Linked DNA regions of Homo sapiens: region 1 is linked to region 2. The links are chromatin loops, found by intact Hi-C in ENCODE. Cell type or tissue: MCF 10A. All regions are shown on one strand. Each heading gives the region's core, and the rest is flanking DNA. Links, peaks and the distances in the headings are about the cores only. Region 1 overlaps RBM41 (RNA binding motif protein 41). Region 2 has its middle 21 kb from the start of FRMPD3.

The links. A loop is a pair of places that touch in the nucleus more often than their neighbours do. Peaks named below come from ENCODE experiments on the same cell type or tissue, not always from the same donor. Only the 100,000 strongest peaks of a DNase experiment are listed, where the experiment ranks them.
Region 1: it touches region 2 in a loop (34-fold over the local background); 4 of 110 quality-filtered maps call a loop at or near these places.

Annotation. Positions count from the first base shown.
Region 1 is chrX:107,097,132-107,107,084 of GRCh38, reverse strand. All of the region lies in intron 5 of RBM41 (RNA binding motif protein 41), which reads left to right. Among named protein-coding and RNA genes, the nearest start is that of RBM41, 17 kb to the left of the region's middle. In MCF 10A, for the core only: a CTCF peak has its summit at 3,908 (motif pointing left); no DNase peak of the experiment used is centred there.
Region 2 is chrX:107,423,952-107,433,904 of GRCh38, reverse strand. It overlaps the pseudogene KRT18P49. Among named protein-coding and RNA genes, the nearest start is that of FRMPD3, 21 kb to the left of the region's middle. In MCF 10A, for the core only: a CTCF peak has its summit at 4,540 (motif pointing right); a DNase peak (open chromatin) is centred at 4,564.

The DNA.
Region 1 (9,953 bases), core at 1,989-6,988, 330 kb after region 2:
GAAAAATGTCTTTCAATTGATTAGCTACTTGAACAAATAATACATTTAGATTTTCCTCTTTTTTTATTATACTTTAAGTTTTAGGGTACATGTGTACAACGTGCAGGTTTGTTACATATGTATACATGTGCCATGTTGGTGTACTGCACCCATTAACTCGTCATTTAACATTAGGTATATCTCCTAATGCTATCCCTCCCCACTCCCCCCACCCCACAACAGGCCCCGGTGTATGATGTTCCCCTTCCTGTGTCCATGTATTCTCATTGTTCAATTCCCACCTATGAGTGAGAACATGCAGTGTTTGGTTTTTTGTCCTTGCAATAGTTTGCTGAGAATGATGGTTTCCAGCTTCATCCATGTCCCTACAAAGGACATGAACTCATCATTTTTTATGGCTACATAGTATTTCATGGTGTATATGGGCCACATTTTCTTAATCCAGTCTATCATTGTTGGACATTTGCATTAGTTCCAAGTCTTTGCTATTGTGAATAGTGCCGCAATAAACATACATGTGCATGTGTCTTTATAGCAGCATGTTTTATAATCCTTTGGGTATATACCCAGTAATGGGATTGCTGGGTCAAATGGTATTTCTAGTTCTGGATCCCTGAGGAATCGCCACACTGAATTCCACAATGGTTGAACTAGTTTACAGTCCCACCAACAGTGTAAAAGTGTTCCTATTTCTCCACATCCTCTCCAGCACCTGTTGTTTCCTGACTTTTTAATGATTGCCATTCTAACTGGTGTGAGATGGTATCTCATTGTGGTTTTGATTTGCATTTCTCTGATGGCCAGTAATGATGAGCATTTTTTCATGTGTTTTTTGGCTGCATAAATGTCTTCTTTTGAGAAGTGTCTGTTCATATCCTTCGCCCACTTTTTGATGCGGTTGTTTGTTTTTTTCTTGTAAATTTGTTTGAGTTGTTTGTAGATTCTGGATATTAGCCCTTTGTCAGATGAGTAGATTGCAAAAATTTTCTCCCATTCTGTAGATTGCCTGTTCACTCTGATGGTAGTTTCTTTCGCTGTACAGAAGCTCTTTAGTTTAATTAGATCCCATTTGTCAATTTTGTCTTTTGTTGCCATTGCTTTTGGTGTTTTAGTCATGAAGTCCTTGCCCGTGCCTATATCCTGAATGGTATTGCCTAGGTTTTCTTCTAGGGTTTTTATGGTTTTAGGTCTAACATGTAAGTCTTTAATCCATCTTGAATTAATTTTTGTATAAGGTGTAAGGAAGGGATCCAGTTTCAGCTTTCTACATATGGCTAGCCAGTTTTCCCAGCACTGTTTATTAAATAGGGAATCGTTTCCCCATTCCTTGTTTTTGTCAGGTTTGTCAAAGATCAGATAGTTGTAGATATGCGGCATTATTTCTGAGGGCTCTGTTGTGTTCCATTGGTCTATATCTCTGTTTTGGTACCAGTACCATGCTGTTTTGGTTACTGTAGCCTTGTAGTATAGTTTGAAGTCAGGTAGTGTGATGCCTCCAGCTTTTTCTTTTGGCTTAGGATTGACTTGGCAATGCGGACTCTTTTTTGGTTCCATATGAACTTTAAAGTAGTTTTTTCCAATTCTGTGAAGAAAGTCATTGGTAGCTTGATGGGGATGGCATTGAATCTGTAAATTACCTTGGGCAGTATGGCCATTTTCACGATATTGATTCTTCCTACCCATGAGCATGGAATGTTCTTCCATTTGTTTGTATCCTCTTTTATTTCCTTGAGCAGTGGTTTGTAGTTCTCCTTGAAGAGGTCCTTCACATCCCTTGTAAGTTGGATTCCTAGGTATTTTATTCTCTTTGAAGCAATTGTGAATGGGAGTTCACTCATGATTTGACTCTCTGTTTGTCTGTTATTGGTATATAAGAATGCTTGTGATTTTTGCACATTGATTTTGTATCCTGAGACTTTGCTGAAATTGCCTATCAGCTTAAGGAGATTTTGGGCTGAGACGGTGGGGTTTTCTAGATATACAATTGTGTCATCTGCAAACAGGGACAATTTGACTTCCTCTTTTCCTAATTGAATACCCTTTATTTCTTTCTCCTGCCTGATTGCCCTGGCCAGAACTTCCAACACTATGTTGAATAGGAGTGGTGAGAGAGGGCATCCCTGTCTTGTGCCAGTTTTCAAAGGGAATGCTTCCAGTTTTTGCCCATTCAGTATGATATTGGCTGTGGGTCTGTCATAGATAGCTCTTATTATTTTGAGGTACGTCCCATCAATACCTAATTTATTGAGAGTTTTCATTCAATGCAAAAATCCTCAATAAAATACTGGCAAACCGAATCCAGCAGCACATCAAAAAGCTTATCTACCATGATCAAGTGGGCTTCATCCCTGGGATGCAAGGCTGGTTCAACATATGCAAATCAATAAACGTAATCCAGCATATAAACAGAACCAGTGACAAAAACCATATGATTATCTCAATAGATGCAGAAAAGGCCTTTGACAAGATCTTCTTCTTTTACTGTATACCATAATAAGTAGCAGTTCGTTTAAAAAGTGAAATGTAAAAATTTAAGCCCTAAAAAAGATAATATTAAATAGATAATATAATATGTTAATATTTTTGATATCCTAATGGGAAAAGATTTTTTCTATTCTTTGTTTTCAGTGAAAATTTTCAAACACACAGAAAAGATGAAAGAATTTTATCACAAAGAACCATTATATTACCATCTGGAATCTACCATTAATATTTTGCCTTATCACAAATCTATCTATACCCATACCCATCTATCAATCCATCTTTATTAATGTATGTTAGAAAACCGCTGATGTAAATTCCTTCCCCCGAAATACTTCAGCATGTATACTGTTAATTAGAGTTAAATATTTATTAATGATTTTTCTTTTGTTGCAAAATTTGCAAGCAGTTAAATGTAAAGATCTTTCAAGTGTTCATTTGCTGACTTTTGACCGGTGTATAAATCTGTAGTGATATACTGGTAAATGTTTAACAACCAGGTCTCTGGCGGGGGGGTAGGGGAGGGGAGCGGGGAAAACAGGCCCTGATTTGTATCATTTGCCAGTTTCCAAGGTGTACATATTACCACCATAGCCAGTTTCAAGCTACCAATATGTTATCACTGAACATGGAATTGGGAATAAAGACAATCATCGGACCATCTCCAGGACACACTGCATCTGTGTAACCTAACCCCTATCAACACAGAAGATTACTATCACCACAGAAAGTCTCAGCATACTTCTTTCCAGTAATTCCCATCCTACCCTCTCAGAGGCAACTAGTGTTGTGATTTTTTTCCACCATAGATTAGTTTTGCTTGTTCTAGAACTTCATATAACTGGAATTGTACAGTATATGTTCTTTGTGTAAGGTTTCTTTAATTCAACATAATGTTTTTGGGATTCATTCATATTGTCGTATGTATCAATAGTTTGCCCTTTCTACAGCACAATTCTTAGAAGAGTTTTCTATAATTACTGTATTAGTTTCCTAGGGCTGCTGTAACAAATTATTATAAATCTGGTGGCTTAGAACAACAGAAATTTATCCTCTCCACAGTTCTGGAGGCTAGAAGTCTAAAATCAAAGGTGTCAGCAGGGCCATGCTCTCTCTGCAGGCTCTAGGAGAATATCCTTCGTTACTTCTTCTAGCTCTGGTAAGTTGCCAGCAATTCTTGGTGTTCCCTGGTTCATAGATGCATAATTCCTATCTCTGCCTCTGTCATCACATAGCATTCTCATGTATCTGTGTTTTCACAGTGCTCTCTTAAAAGGATATCAGTCATTGGATTTAGGCCCCACCCTAATCTAGTATTACTTCATCTTAATTTAACTACATCTGCAAAGACCCTATTTCCAAATATTTCACAGTCTGTGGCTTGAGGTGGACATGAATTTTAGAGGTATACTGTTCAACCTAGTACAGTCTGCCCTCTGGTGCCAAAAATTCACATCTATCCACGTGCAAAATACATAACATCCCCAAAAGTCTTAACCCATTCCAGCACCAAGTCTGAGTCCCAAATATCATCTAAATACCAACTCAAAAAGTCCTAAGTCTCATTATCTAAATCATCTATATCAGGTATAGGTGAGGTTCTGGATATGGTCCATCCTGGGGCAAAATTTCTCTCCATCCAGAGACTGGTGGAGCTAGAAAACAAGTTATCTGCTTCCAAAATAAAATAGTGGGACAGGCATAAGGTAGACATTACCATTCTGAAAGGGCAAAAATGAGGGAATAAAGGGGTTACTGGTCTAAAGCAAGTTTGTAGCCTAGCATGGCAAATTCCATTAGTTTTCAAGGCCTATGAGTAATATTCTGGGCTCAGTGCTTTGTCCACTGGGCCCATATACTCAGTCTATCAGGGCAGCTATAGCCCCATCCTCTCTGGCCTCTATGTCTGTGGCTTTGCTCTTGTAATCATCCTTCCTTTGTCCTGTCTCTGTCTCTTTCACACCAGGCTGGCACTGGTGGTTTTTGCTGGTATAAGATTCTCAAAAACATTGTCAGTCTCATATATGTCAAGAGATTTACACCATTAGACATGAGGTTTCTCTACAGATTCTTCCTAGATAACCCCATCTGTATTCCTGGCTTCTGCTGAGGTGGTTGATTGGATCCTAACACCCTAACACTTAATCTCTTCAATGAAAGTTTGTCCATCTATACTGTTGGCCCTGTTTCCAGAGCACGCTATCTGTATAGGCTGAGAATTTTCCCAATCATCAAGTGTTGTCCCCTTTTTTCTTAACAGTTCCTTCTTCAATTTTCCTCTGTCCTCTTTTATTTTATTATAAGCATCAGGGAGAAACTAGCCTGCATCTTCCACACTTTGCCCATTCATCTCCTTAGTGAAATATCAGTTTGTCACTTTTAAGTTAAACTTTTTGCCCAACAGTAGAACTCAATTCAGCCAAGTTTCTGCCACTTTATAACAAAGATTGCCTTTCCTCCAGTGTCTAATAACATGTTCATCATTTCCTTCTAAGGCCTTGCCAGAAGTACCTTTAACATTTATACCTCTAGCAACATTTTGTTCATGATTACGTGTATGTAATCATGAACACATATATTCTCTAAGGTAATAGCAGCTTTCTCTACTGTCTCTTTACTTCTTTCTGAGCCCTTACCAGAATTGCCTTTAACATCCGTATTTCTACCAACAATCTCCTCAATGTAATATAGGCTTTTACCATCAAGCAGCTCAAAATTCTTCCAGCCTCTACTCATTACCCAATTCTAAATCCAATTCTACATTTTTAGGTATTTGTTAAAGCAGCATCTTACTTCCCAGTACCAGTGGTACTTTGTTATGGCAGACCTAGGAATCTAATACAGACTTTGGTACTGGGAAGTAGGATGCTGCTTAAAGTGAATGGCTTAAAACAACAGAAAGTTATTCCCTCACAGTTGTGGAGGCTACAAAATCAAAATGTTGGCAAGGTTGGGTCCTTCTAGTGGCTCTGAGGGAGAATTTGTTCCATGCCTCTTTCTTAGCTTCTGGTGTTTGCTGGCAGTTCTTAGATTATCTCTCTAATCTCTGCCTCTGCCATCACATGGCATTCTGGTTGTTGACTGTATCTGTCTCTGTATCTTCACATGTCCTTCTTATAAGGACATCAGTCATTGGACTCAGAGCCTACCCTGTGACTTCACCTTAACTAATTATATCTGCAAAGACCCTATTTCCAAATAAGGTCATATTCTTAGGTTCTGGGTAGACATGAATTTTGGGAGGATTCTATTTAACCCAGTACATTTACTTGTTGCCGCTTGTTCACCTCTCATTCACTTTTTTTGCAAACGATCTCTTTATAGTGAGATAGATCATGACAAACAGCACTTAAAACATTTTTAATCAGATCAAGAAACAGAACATGCCGATACTCCAAAAATCCCCATATGTCCCTCACAAATCACAACCCTCTTCCCACTAGATATAACTACTGCCCTAACTTGTGATAATTTCCTTATTTTTCTTTATATCTTTACCACCCATACATGCAGCACTAGACAGTCTGGTTTGGTTTTGCCTGTGCTTAAGCATTGTGTCAGTGAATTATACTGTATGTATTCTATTGGGTCTTCCTTTTCTACTCAATATTGTGGTGTTTTCTGGCAATTATATTTGAGATATTCGTACATATTGCTATGTGTAGCCATAGTTCATTTTCATTGAAGTATAGTATAGTATTCCTTTATATGAACATACCATAGTTTATCCATTCTACTGTAGTTGCACATTTGGGTTGTTTCCATTTGGGGGGCTGTATATATCACTTCTGCCACTGTGATCTTTCTTGTACATGTTTTCTGGGACACGTGTGCAGGAGTTTCTCAGGGTATATATCTAGGAGTGGAATTGGGTGGTGAAGTGTTCACATTGTCTTCAACTTTAATAGCTGTTAACTAATTTCTGAAGGGATTCCCCCAAGTTAAAATTCCACCAGCCATGTGGAAATGTTTAGGTTGCTCTACATCCTTGTCCACAACAGATATCGTCAGACTCTAATCTGATGAGTATTTACTTGTATTTTGTTGTGCTTTTTTCCCTTTATTATTAGTTAACATTTATTTATGTTACTTTTTTTTTCTTTTTTTTTTTTTGAGACAGAGTCCACTGTGTCGCCCAGGCTAAAGTGCAGGGGCATGATTTCAGCTCACTGCAACCTCCACTTCCCAGGTTCGAGCAATTCCCGTGCCTCAGCCTTCCGAGTAGCTGGGATTACAGACGTTTGCCATCACCCCTGGCTAATTTTTATATTTTTAGTACAGACTAGAAATACAAAATATTCACCAGGGACAGTGGCACACGCCATGTTGGCCAAGCTAGTCTGGAACTCCTGACCTCCAGTGATCCACTCACCTCAGCCTCCCAAAGTGTTGGGATTGTAGGCATGAGCCACCACACCTGGCCAATTTATGTTACTTTTTTTAAAGCCTTTAGTCAAGTGTTATTTTCCTCAACCTTTTATTTTGGAAAATATCAAATGTGGAGAAAAGTTGAAAGAATACACCCACACCCTTCACCTGCGTTCACCAACTGTTGACAACTTGCCACATTTGCTTTACCTCTCTTCCTCCATATGAGTGTATGTGTATGTAGTTTGTTTACTGATAAACTATTTGGAGTAAGTTTCAGAAATAAGAAGGATTTACTCCTAAATACTTAATTGTGTATCTCCTAAGAACAAAGACATTCTCCTGTGCAATCACAGTATAATGATCACTCTTAAGAAATTTAACATTGCTTCTCTAATGTTGCAATCAGGTTTCTCAATTATAAATCCGGAATACAATTGGAGATCACACATTACACTTAGTTTGCTTTAGAACAGTTCCCCGAACAGTTCCCCTGCCTTCGTGTTCGTGTGTGTGTGTGTGTGTGTGTGTGTGTGTGTGTGTGTACCTTTCAGGATGTCATTTTAAGAGTCTGAGCCTATATTGTTTGTTTGTTTCATTGTGGTTTTAATTTCATTCTTGATAACTAGTGATGTTGGATACCTTCTTACACATTGACTGGCCATTTGGACAGCCTGCTTTGTGAAATGGCTATTCAGTTCTTTTGCCCATTTAGCAAATGTGAAAATGCCTATTTACTATCTGAATGTCTTTCCGTCTGTTTGTATCTTTGTCCAGATGCAGTCTTGGTTCAGAGGTCACTTTAGGCATCTATCAAAACAATAGCTTGTGAATCTTGAAGTCAGCAGATAAATAACTTTAAAGACAAAATAACCAATGGGTGAACACCAAAGCACTAAGATATAGCACATCTCAGTTATTGCCACCTCTCTACAGGAAGGAAGGAGGTAGGAAAGTGTTGAGGTTATACATCCTGAATACTCTGTATCCAATTTTTCTCTAATCATAGGTGCATTTTCTTATAAATTTGTACCAGTCTTTTTATTATTATGGATACTTGTTCTGTGTTGGTAATATATGTTGAAAATGTATATTCCAATTCTGTAGTTTATCATTTCACTGCCTTTATGGTATCTTTTGGTAAACAACAGTTGTTGATCTCTATGTAATAAAATTTATTAATTTTTTCTTTATACTTAGTGGTTTTGTGCTTTGATTAATAAATCCTTTTTTTTTTCTGAGACAAAGAGTCTTCCCCTGTCACCCAGGCCGCAGTGCAGTGGCCTGGTTCACTGCAACCTCCGCCTCCTGGGTTCAAGCAGTTCTCATGCCTCAGCCTCCCAAGTAGCTGAGATTACAGATATGCGCCACCACGGCCAGCTAATTTTTGTATTTTTAGTAGAGGTGGGGTTTTACCACGTTGGCCAGGCTGGTCTCGAACTCCTGACTTCTGGTGATCTGCCCTCCTTGGCCTCCCAAAGTGCTGGGATTACAGGCATGAGCCACCGCGCCTGGGCCTGATACTGTTCTTTATTCTAAAAGCTTTATGTTTTTTGCCTTTCACATTTAAGTCTTTAATCCACCTGGAATTGATTTATGTATGTGGTATAAAGTAGGGTTCCAGTTCCTTTTTTCCCTCATGTAGATAGCCTTCTAACACCAAATATTGAAAATGTCTAGACTGTTATTGTGTTGCAATATCAGGTGTTCATATATGGATGGATATTCTGTCATATATCAGGTGTTCATATATGAATGAATTTTTTTTTGATTCTCTCTTTTGTTCCTTTGTCTTTTTGGCTATTTTAGAATCAATATCATACAGTCTAGCTTTATGATGTTTTAGTATCTGGAGAATAATTCTTTCCAACTTGTTTTTCTTCAAAAGTGTTTTGTCTACTTTTGACACTTTGCCTTTCCATGTAAATTTGAAAATCTATGAAGTTACACATGCACACATACCTTTATATGATTTTGATTGGGATTCCATCGAGCATTTAAGTCAATTGAGGTCAATTGACATATCTATGAGTCTTCAAATCTTCAAATGTGAACATGGTACCTTTCCATTAATTTAATTATCCTTTAATGACTTTCAGTACATTTTCTGTTTTCTATTTCTTCTCACCTTTTGTGATTCTGAATAATTTGTTTATTTTTAAACTGCTTTATTGAGGTATATAATTTATACATGATAAAATCCACCTATTGTAAGTGTTCAATTCAGTGATTTTTAGTAAATTTATAGAATTGTGCTATCAAATCCAGAGTCCAATTTTAGGACATTTCCATCACCCGGGGCAAAATTCCCTAGGGCTCATTGGCAGTAAATGACTCCCACATACACCCCAAGCCTTTGTTTCCATAAATTTGTCTTTTCTAGATACTTCATAATGAATGGAATCTTACAATACGTGGTCTTTTGAATCTGGCTTCTTTCAGGAACCATAATGTTTTGGAGGTTCTCCATGTTGTGGCATGTATCAGCAATTTGTTCCTTTATATAGCTAGTTTTTTTATTTTACAGCTTTATTAGTCTGTTCTCAGACTGCCATAAAGAAATACTGGAGACTGGATAATTTTTAAAGGAAAGAGGTTTAATTGACTCACAGTTCTGCGTGGCTGAGGAGGCCTCAGGAAACTTAAAATCATAGCGGAAGGGGAAGCAGACACCTTCTTCACAAGGTGGCAGGAGAGAGCGTGTGTGTGAAGGAGGAACTGTCAAACATGTATAAAACCATCAGATCTTGTGAGAATGAACTCACTATCACAAGAACAGCATAGGGGAAACCGCCCCCATGATCCAGTCACGTCCCACTAAGTCCCTCCCTTGACACGTGGGGATTATGGGGATTACAATTCCAGATGAGATTTGGGTGGGGACACAGAGCCAAACCATGTCAATAGATATACCGCATTGTTTAATCTTTTCACCACTTGATGACATTTATGTTGTTTCCACTTTTAGCTATTATCAATAATGTTGCCGTGAACATTTGTATGAACATGTTTTCATTTCTCTTGAATGAGTAGAATTTCTGTGTCCTACAGTAATTCCGTGTATAACCAATTTGAGGAATTGACTATTTCCTAATGTGGTTGTA
Region 2 (9,953 bases), core at 2,212-7,211:
AAACAAACCCCTGTCTTTGAGTTACTCATTCTAGAAAGATTCTGAGTGACTGCAGTTGCCTATTGACAATTCACCCGGCCCCAGGAATCTGGCCACAGAGAGGTTCCAGTACCTGGTAGACAAAGCTGAAAGACAGTTTGTTGTCTTCCTAGAAAGAGGGAGGCACAATTACAGGTGCTAGGTTTCTAGGCCTGCTAAGCAAGGACTTCTCCCTGTGAGCCATCTTGACTCTAACCCACTTCCTCCAGTGGTGGCGTCGTAATTCCTCATTGGCTTTTTTCCATGCTTCCCTCTTTTTGGTTCCCCTCATTGGAAGAATGTTCTCTCACACTTGGACACAGGAAGGGGAACATCACACACTGGGGTCTGTCATGGGGTGGGGGGAGGGGGGAGGGATAGCATTAGGAGAGTTACCTAATGTAAATGACGAGTTAATGGGTGCAGCACACCAACATGGTGCATGTATACATAGGTAATAAACCTGCACATTGTGCACATGCACCCTAGAACTTAAAGTATAATAATAATAATAATAATTTTTTAAAAAAGAAGAATGTTCTCTCCAGGAAGCCCTAGACAGCCCAAGGGGTCCAATGGGGTTGTCTGAACCTTGAAATCTCCCTGTCTATGACTCTTCAGGGATCATGTGTGAGGCTATGGCCAGGAGGGAGTGGCCTCACAGATCACCTTTCCTCATTTAATCAGGAAGCAAACAGGTCTGCCCATACCATTCACCCCAGCATACCCAAGGTTCTTATGGAAGTGGCTCTAGAAGATATGACAGCCCAATTCCTCTGCTCCATGCCCCAGGCTCTCTTGTTCTGACCACAAGATAATCTTCAGCTTTGCTATCAAGCAGTTTCCAGAGACCTCTTCAGAACTGCCCAGGGAGGACCACAAAAATCAGCTGCATCTACTGGACCTGCCTGTACTTGCTGGCAGACACAAGCCCAGGCAGACTGAGAGAAGCCTCTTTAGCTAGTGTGGAAATGCCAACAGCCTATATCTCCCAGGGCTAAGAGGCGCCTTTGCTATTCCCTCTTCCTTTTACTCCCTGCAAAATGCCCACTTGAAGGCACTCTTTAATGTTCTTTTAAAGAGGATTTCAATGCTGGAAGAATAACCTGATTTGCCCCAGCTCATGCCCTCACCAGGGAAGGTTTAGAACACTTTCTGGGGTACTATTCGGCTGTAGTGCCTTTCTCTGCTCATGGCCATCCCTGCTCTTACCGTTTTGGAGGACACTGCCTTTCCATAACAGAACATCTTCTATCTCAACTGCCGGTTGGTCCTAGAAGAAGCTTGGAGAGGCCTTTGTATAAGAAGTTCCCGGAGTGCTATGCATGGTGTGATCCTGGTTCCTGGGCTACATTCTATGCCAGGCACTGGGGACAGAGTGGCGACGAAGACAGACTCTGTTCTTGTCCTTGCGGAGCTTACAGTCTAATGGGAGAAAAAGACATTAACTGAATCATCAGACATATAACTAAAATAATTACAGATTGTGATGAGAACAAGGAAGGATACAAATGATGCTCAAGTAGAGACTGACAGGGGTGAGAGAAGATGACTTTTTTTTTTAATTGAAATGACACATGAACCTGGTTAAAAAAATCAAACGGTACAGAAAAACTTACAATGAAGAGCAAAACCCTTTCTGCCACCCCATCCACCTTCAGACCCACAAAGCTGCCATTTTTAATCTTTCTCTTTTAATTCTTCTGACGATTGACCTCTAGTTCACTAAATAATATGCCTCTGCTCTCTTCCTTGATTTATCAACTTGAGATACTTATCTATTGAATTTCTACTATGATAGATGAGAGGGCAGTACTCAATAACATACCCACTTCCACTCCTTCACACCCCCAATAGAGTTATGGAATATTGTTGTTCTACTACTAATTACTTTTAGAACATTGAATAATGTATCTGAAATCTTATATATTATACCATAAACTATAGATAGCATCTCTTGACTCCCCATTTTTATCAGATGGAGCTATTCAAGTCCATATGCTTCCCTCCACCTCTTCTCCCCTTCTACTTTCATTTTCTGTCAAATGTTTACTTCTACATTGTCAAAGCTGATAGTATTTACATTTTCTTCTATAACTATGAATACATCTCCCATGCTTTGTTTATAGGTAGATTCTAAAAGTTGACAGCCAATAAATCATGTTTACATTATTGTGACTTTGCCAATATAATTCACTACAGAGAGGAATGTATTATGATTTGCATGGGCCCAAGGAACTTTGGCCTTCCTGCACCCTTCCTTCATTAAACAAACTGTATTTTATGACTGCATTAGTATAAAGATAAGTATATTAATATTATGTGCTGAAACATCTTTGACCTAAAAATCCATTTTTACTTCTGACTTTAAAATAAATTAAAACATTTTCACATTCTCAAACTTCATATAATGGAATCATATGTAGGCAACCTTTTGTGCATGACTTCTTTAAATTAGTGTAATTTTTATAATCTTTTGAAATAGCTTTACTGAGGTGTAAATGACCTACAATAAACTGCACGTGTTAAAGGTGTACAATTTGATAAGTTTTGACATATGTTTATCCTTGTGAAACCATCACCACAATCATATCCAACACCTCCAAAAGTTTTCTTCAGGCTCCTTTGCAAATCATTTCTTTATCCCTAGGCAACCACTGACCTGCTTTCTGTCACTATAAATTAGAATCATGCAGTATGTGTACTTCTGCGTCTGACTTCTTTCACACATCATAATATTTATGAAATTCATGTTGTTTCATGTATCATTAGTCAATTCCCTTTTATTGCTGAGTAGTACTCCATGGTATGGATTTACTAAAATTTGTTTATTCACTTTTATTGGGTATTTGGATTGTTTCCATTTTTTGACAATTGTAAATAAAGCTGCTAAGAGGATTTGTGTACAGGGTTTTGTGCAGACATATGTTTTCCATTCTCTCTACGAGTGAAAAAGCTGTATCATATGATTGGTATTAAGTTTAACTTTATGACACTGCCAAAGTACTTTCCAAAGTGGTTGTACCATTTTAGAATCCCACCAACAATGAAACAGAGTTCCAGTTGCTTTACATCCTTGCCAAACTTGGTATTAACATTCCTTTTTATTTCAATTACTAGTGGCTCTCTAAAGGCACACTTTTGCAGTTTTAATTCTCATTTCCTGAATGATGAATTTTATGTGTTTGTGAGCCGTTTTTGTATCCTCATTTGTAAAGTGACTTTTCAAAAAATTTTTTGCCCACTTAAAAATATTGGTTTGTTTCAGTAAGTTTTATTGAGTTTGATTTTTTTCACAGATGGAGTCTCGCTGTGTTGCCCAGGCTGCAACCTCAAGTGATCCTTCTTGGCCTCCTAAAGTGTTGGGATTACAGGCATGAGCCACTGTGCCTGGCCTCTTACTAAGTTTTAATAGCCTCTTTACATATTCTAGATACAAGTTCTTTGTCAGATATGTGATTTGCAAATATTTTCTCCCAATTTGTAGCTTGTCTTTTTATTCTCTTAACAGTATCTCTCACAGAGCAAAAGTTTTACCTTTTAATAAAGTCCAATTTACCAATTTTTCTTTTTTATGGATCAAGCTTTTGGTGGTATATCCAAAAGTTCTTTGCCTAACCCAAGGTCACAAAGATTTTCCCTTACATCTTCTTCTAAAAGTTTTATAGTTTTAGGTTTTGCATTTAGATCTAATATCTATTTTGAATTCACTTTTATATAAGGTATAATATTTAGGTCAATGTTCTTTTTTTAAAACTGTGGATGTTCAACTGTTTCAGCATTATTTGTTGAAAAGATGATGTTTTCTCTGCTGAATTGTTCTTGCATCTTTGTCTTTTTTTTTTTTTTTCAGACAGAGTCTCACTCTGTCACCCAGGCTCTGGAGTGCAGTGGCACCATCTTGGCTCACTGCAGCCTCTGCCTCCCGGGTTCAAGCAATCCTCTTGCCTCAGCCTCCCTATTAGCTGGGATTACAGGTGCCCACCACTATGCCCTGCTAATTTTTGATCTTTAGTAGAGATGGGGTTTCTCCATGTTGGCCAAGCTGGTCTTGAACTCCTGACCTAGGGTGATCTGCCCTCCTCAGCCTCCCAAAGTGCTGGGATTACAGGCATGAGCCACCACACCTGGCCTTTTGTCTCTTTTTTGTACATCTCTTTCTGAACTCTCTTTTCCATCTCATTGATTTATGTGCCTATCTCTTCACTAGTAACACTCAGTATTGATTACTTAACTTTCTATAAATCTTAAAATCATTCAATGTGATTCCTCTAATTTTATTTTTTCCACAAATAATGTCTTGGCTTTTCTAATTCCTTTGCCTTTTCTTTCTTTTTTTCTTTTTCTCTTCTTTCTTTTTTTTCCCCTCTGAACTTTTAATCAGCCTCCTGCTCCCCAAAGAGTACCCTGCTTCTGCTGGCTTAATGTCTGACATCACTTTATGATCCACTATCCGGCAGATGGTGGTCTTTTGAATGGTTTGCATGGAATTGCTGGTGTCCAGGGCATCACCAAGATTGAAGTCCTTGCCATCTTCCAGCAGGTGGCAGTAGGTGGCGATCTTAGCCTCCAGCTTGACCTTGATGTTCAGCAGGGCCTTGTACTCCTGGGCCTGGCACTGTCCCTCTGCCCGGATCTGTGCCAGCTCCGACTCCAGGTGGAGCAGGATCCCGTTGATCTGCTCCATCTGTAGGGCATAGCGGGCCTCCACTTTCCTCAGGCTGCTCTCCAAGCTTGCCTTCAGATTTCTCATTGAGTCCAGGTCAATCTCCAAGGACTGGACTGTATGTCTCAGTTCCGTGAGCGCCATCTCAGCAGCTCCAACCTCGGCGGACTGTGTGGTGACCATTGTGGTGCTCTCCTCAGTCTGCTGAGACCCGTACTTGTCCAGCTCCTCTTGGTTCTCCCGAGCCAGCTAGTCATATTGGGCCTGGATGTCTGCCATGATTTTGGTGAGGTCCTGAGATTTGGGGTATCTACCTCCATGGACAACCCAGAGCTGGCAATCTGGGATTGTAGGCCTTTTACTTCCTCTTCGTGGTTCTTCTTCATGAAGAGCAACTCCTCCTTGAGAGCCTTGACCTCTGCCTCTAGCTGCAGCTGAGTGACATTGGTGTCATCAATGATCTTGTGGAGCCCATGGATGTCGCTCTCCACAGACTGGTGCATGGTCAGCTCTGTCTCATCCTTGACTCTAAAGTCATCTGCTGATGCAAGACAGGCATTGTCGATCTTCAGAACGATGCGGGCATTGTCCACACCTTTGCCTTTTCATATTAATTTTAGAATAAGCTTGTCTATATCTGCAAGAAACCCCTTGGAATTTTGGTAAATATTTATTATTTATCAAATGATGAATATAAATGATAAATATTGCATTAAATCTATAGCCAGTTAGGGATAATTGACATTTTAACCATGTTAAGTCTTCTAATTCATGAATATGGTATGTCTCTCCATTATTTAGGTTTATCTGATTTCTTTTATCAGCATTTCATAGTATTCAGCATATGAACCCTGACATGGTTGGGAATGTGGCTTTGAAAAACACAACTCTACGAGACATTCGGTTGGCTTTTTCAGTTAGAAAACTCATGTTTTCCATTGGCTTTCAGAATTTTATCATATTACTTCTTTGATAATTTTCTCCCTTCTTTCTGGAATTTCTAATAATTGGATGCTAGATGTTGAACTTCCTAATTTTTTCTTCATTATTGCTTTTCCTTTATTTCTTATCTATTTTTCCCCATTGTGAGGGATTTCCTCATCTTTATCTTCCAGTCCTTTGTAGTAGGCAGAATTCTACGATTGCCCCCAAGATTCCTGACTCATGTACATGTCCTGTATAACCCTCTCCTCTTGCGTGTGGGTGAGACCTGTGAATAGGATGGCATGTTACTTTCATGATCAGGTTATATGGCAAAAGTAAAGGAATTTTGCAGGCATCGTTAAGATCTCAAATAAGTTTATTTTTAGTTAATCAAAAGTGATATTATTCTGGGTAGACCTGACTTAATCAGTGAGCTTTTTTTTTTATACTTTAAGTTCTAGGGTACATGTGCACAACGTGCAGGTTTGTTACATAGGTATATATGTGCCATGTTGGTTTGCTGCACCCATTAACTCATCATTTACATTAGGTATTTCTCCTAATGCTATCTTTCCCCCAGCCCCCCACCCCATGACAGGCCCCAGGGTGAGATGTTCCCCGCCCTGGGTCCAAGTGTTCTCATTGTTCAATTCCCACCTATGAGTGAGAACATGCAGTGTTTGGTTTTCTGTCCTTGTGATAGTTTGCCCAGAATGATGGTTTCCAGCTGCATCCATATCCCTGAAAAGGACATGAACTCATCCTTTTTATGGCTGCATAGTATTCCATGGTGTATGTGTGCCACATTTTCTTTATCTAGTCTATCATTGATGGATATTTGGGTTGGTTCCAAGACTTTGCTATTGTGAATAGTGCCACAATAAACATATGCGTGCATGTGTCTTTATAGTAGCATGATTTATAATCCTTTGGGTATATATCCAGTAATGGGATGGATGGGTCAAATGGTATTTCTAGTTCTAGATCCTTGAGGAATCGCCACACTGTCTTCCACAATGGTTGAACTAGTTTACACTCCCACCAACAATGTAAAAGGGTTCCTATTTCTCCATATCCTTTCCAGCATCTGTTTTTTCCTGACTTTTTAATGATCGCCATTCTAACTGGTGTGAGATTGTATCTCATTGTGGTTTTGACTTGCATTTCTCTGATGACCAGTGATGATGATGATGAGCATTTTTTCATGTGTCTTTTGGCTGCATAAATGTCTTCTTTTGAGAAGTGTCTGTTCATATCCTTTGCCCACTTTTCGATAGGGTTGTTTGTTTTTTTTCTTGTAAATTTGTTCAAGTTCTCTGTAGATTCTGGATATTAGCCCTTTGTCAGATGAGTAGATTACAAAAATTTTTTCCCATTCTGTAGGTTGCCTGTTCACTCTGATGGTAGTTTCTTTTGCTGTGCAGAAGCTCTTTAGTTTAATTAGATCCCATTTGTCTATTTTGGCTTTTGTTGCCATTGCTTTTGGTGTTTTAGTCATGAAGTCCTTGCCCATGCCTATGTCTTGAATGGTATTGCCTAGGTTTTCTTCTAGGGTTTTTATGGTTTTGGGTCTAATACTTAAGTCTTTAATCCATCTTGAATTAATTTTTGTATAAGGGGTAAGGAAGGGATCCAGTTTCAGCTTTCTACACATGGCTAACCAGTTTTCCCAGCACCATTTATTAAATAGGGAATCCTTTCTCCATTTCTTGTTTTTGTCAGGTTTGTCAAAGATCAGATGGTTGTAGATGTGTGGTGTTATTTCTGAGGCCTCTGTTTTGTTCCACTGGCCTATATATCTATTTTGGTACCACTACCATGCTGTTTTGGTTACTGTAGCCTTGTAGTATAGTTTGAAGTCAGGTAGCATGATGCCTCTAGCTTTGTTCTTTTTGCTTAGGATTGTCTTGGCAATGCAGGCTCTCTTTTGGTTCCATATGAACTTTAAAGTAGTTTTTTCCAATTCTGTAAAGAAAGTTATTGGTAGATTGATGGGGATGGTATTGAATCTATAAATTACCTTGGGCAGTATGGCCATTTTCACAGTGTTGATTTTTCCTATCCATGAGCATGGAATGTTCTTTCATTTGTTTGTGTCTTCTTTTATTTCACTGAGCAGTGGTTTGTAGTTCTGCTTGAAGAGGTCCTTCACATCCCTTGTAAGTTGGATTCCTAGGTATTTTATTCTCTTTGTAGCAATTGTGAATGGGAGTTTGCTCATGATTTTGCTCTCTGTTTGTCTGTTATTGGTGTATAGGAATGCTTGTGATTTTTGCATATTAATTTTGTATCCTGAGACTTTGCTGAAGTTGCTTATCAGCTTAAGGGGATTTTGGGCTGAGACAATGGGGTTTTCTAAATATATAATCATGTCATCTGCAAACAGGGACAATTTGACTTCCTCTTTTCCTAACTGAATACCTTTTATTTCTTTTTCTTGCCTGATTGCCCTGGCCAGAACTTCCAACACTATGTTGAATAGGAGTGGTGAGAGAGGGCATCCCTGTCTTGTGCCAGGTTTCAAAGGGAATGCTCCCCGTTTTTGCCCATTCAGTATGATATTGGCTGTGTGTTTGTCATAAATAGCTCTTATTATTTTGAGATACGTCCTGTCAATAACTAGTTTATTGAGAGATTTTAGCATGAAGGGCTGTTTAATTTTGTCAAAGGCCTTTTCTACATCTATTGCGATAATCATGTGGTTTTCTTCATTGGTTCTGTTTATGTGATGGATTATGTTTATTGATTTGTGTATGTTGAACCAGCCTTGCATCCCAGGGATGAAGCCCACTTGATCGTGGTGGATAAGCTTTTTGATGGGCTGCTGGATTCGGTTTGCCAGTATTTTATTGAGGATTTCCGCATCAAAGTTCATCAGGGATATTGGTCTAAAATTCTCTTTTTTTGTTGTGTCTCTGCCAGGCTTTGGTCTTAAGATGATGCTGGCCTCATGAAATGAGTTAGGGAGGATTCCCTCTTTTTCTATTGATTGGAATCGTTTCAGAAGGAATGGTGCCAGCTCCTCTTTTTACCTCTGGTAGAATTCGGCTGTGAACCCGTCTGGTCCTGGACTTTTTTTGGTTGGTAGGCTATCAATTATTGCCTCAATTTCAGAGCCCGTTATTGGTCTATTCAGAGATTCAACTTCTTCCTGGTTTAGTCTTGGGAGGGTGTATGTGTCCAGGAATTTATCCATTTCTTCTAGATTTTCTAGTTTATTTGCCTAGAGGTGCCCTTATATTCTCTGATGGTAGTTTGTATTTCTGTGGGATCGGTGGTGATATCCCCTTTGTCATTTTTTATTGCTTCTATTTGGTTCTTCTCTCTTTTCTTCTTTATTAGTCTTGCTAGAGGTCTACCATTTTTGTTGATCTTTTCAAAAAACCAGCTCCTGGATTGGTTGATTTTTTGAAGGGTTTTTATGTCTCTATCTCCTTCGGTTCTGCTCTGATCTTCGTTATTTCTTGCCTTCTGCTAGCTTTTGAATTTGTTTGCTCTTGCTTCTTTAGTTCTTTTAATTGTGATGTTACGGTGTCGATTTTAGATCTTTCCTGCTTTCTCTTGTGGGCATTTAGTGCTATAAATTTCCCTCTACACACTGCTTTAGTTGTGTCCCAGAGATTCTGGTACGTTGTGTCTTTGTTCTCATTGGTTTCAAAGAGCATCTCTATTTCTGCCTTCATTTCATTATTTACCCAGTAGTCATTCAGGAGCAGGTTGTTCAGTTCAGTTTCCATGTAGTGGTGTGGTTTTGAGTGAGTTTCTTAATCCTGAATTCTAATTTGATTACACTGTGGTCTGAGAGACAGTTTGTTGTGATTTCTGTTCTTTTACATTTGCTGAGGAGTGCTTTACTTCCAACTATGTGGTCAATTTTGGAATAAGTGCTATGTGGTGTGGAGAAGAATGTATATTCTGTTGATTTGGGGTGGAGAGTTCTGTAGATATCTGTTAGGTCTGCTTGGTGCAGAGCTGAGTTCAAGTCCTGGATATCCTTGTTAACCTTCTGTCTTGTTGGTCTGTCTAATATTGACAATGGGGTGTTAAAGTCTCCCATTATTATTGTGTGGGAATCTAAGTCTCTTTGTAGGTCTCTAAGGACTTACTTTATGAATCTGGGTGCTCCTTTATTGGGTGCATATATATATTTAGGATAGTTAGCTCTTCTTGTTGAATTGATCCCTTTACCATTGTGTAGTGGCCTTCTTTGTCTCTTTTGATATTTGTTGGTTTAAAGTCTGTTTTATCAGAGACTAGGATTGCAACCCCTGCTTTTTTTTGCTTTCCATTTGCTTGGTAGATCTTCCTCTATCCCTTTATTTTGAGCCTATGTGTGTCTCTGCAC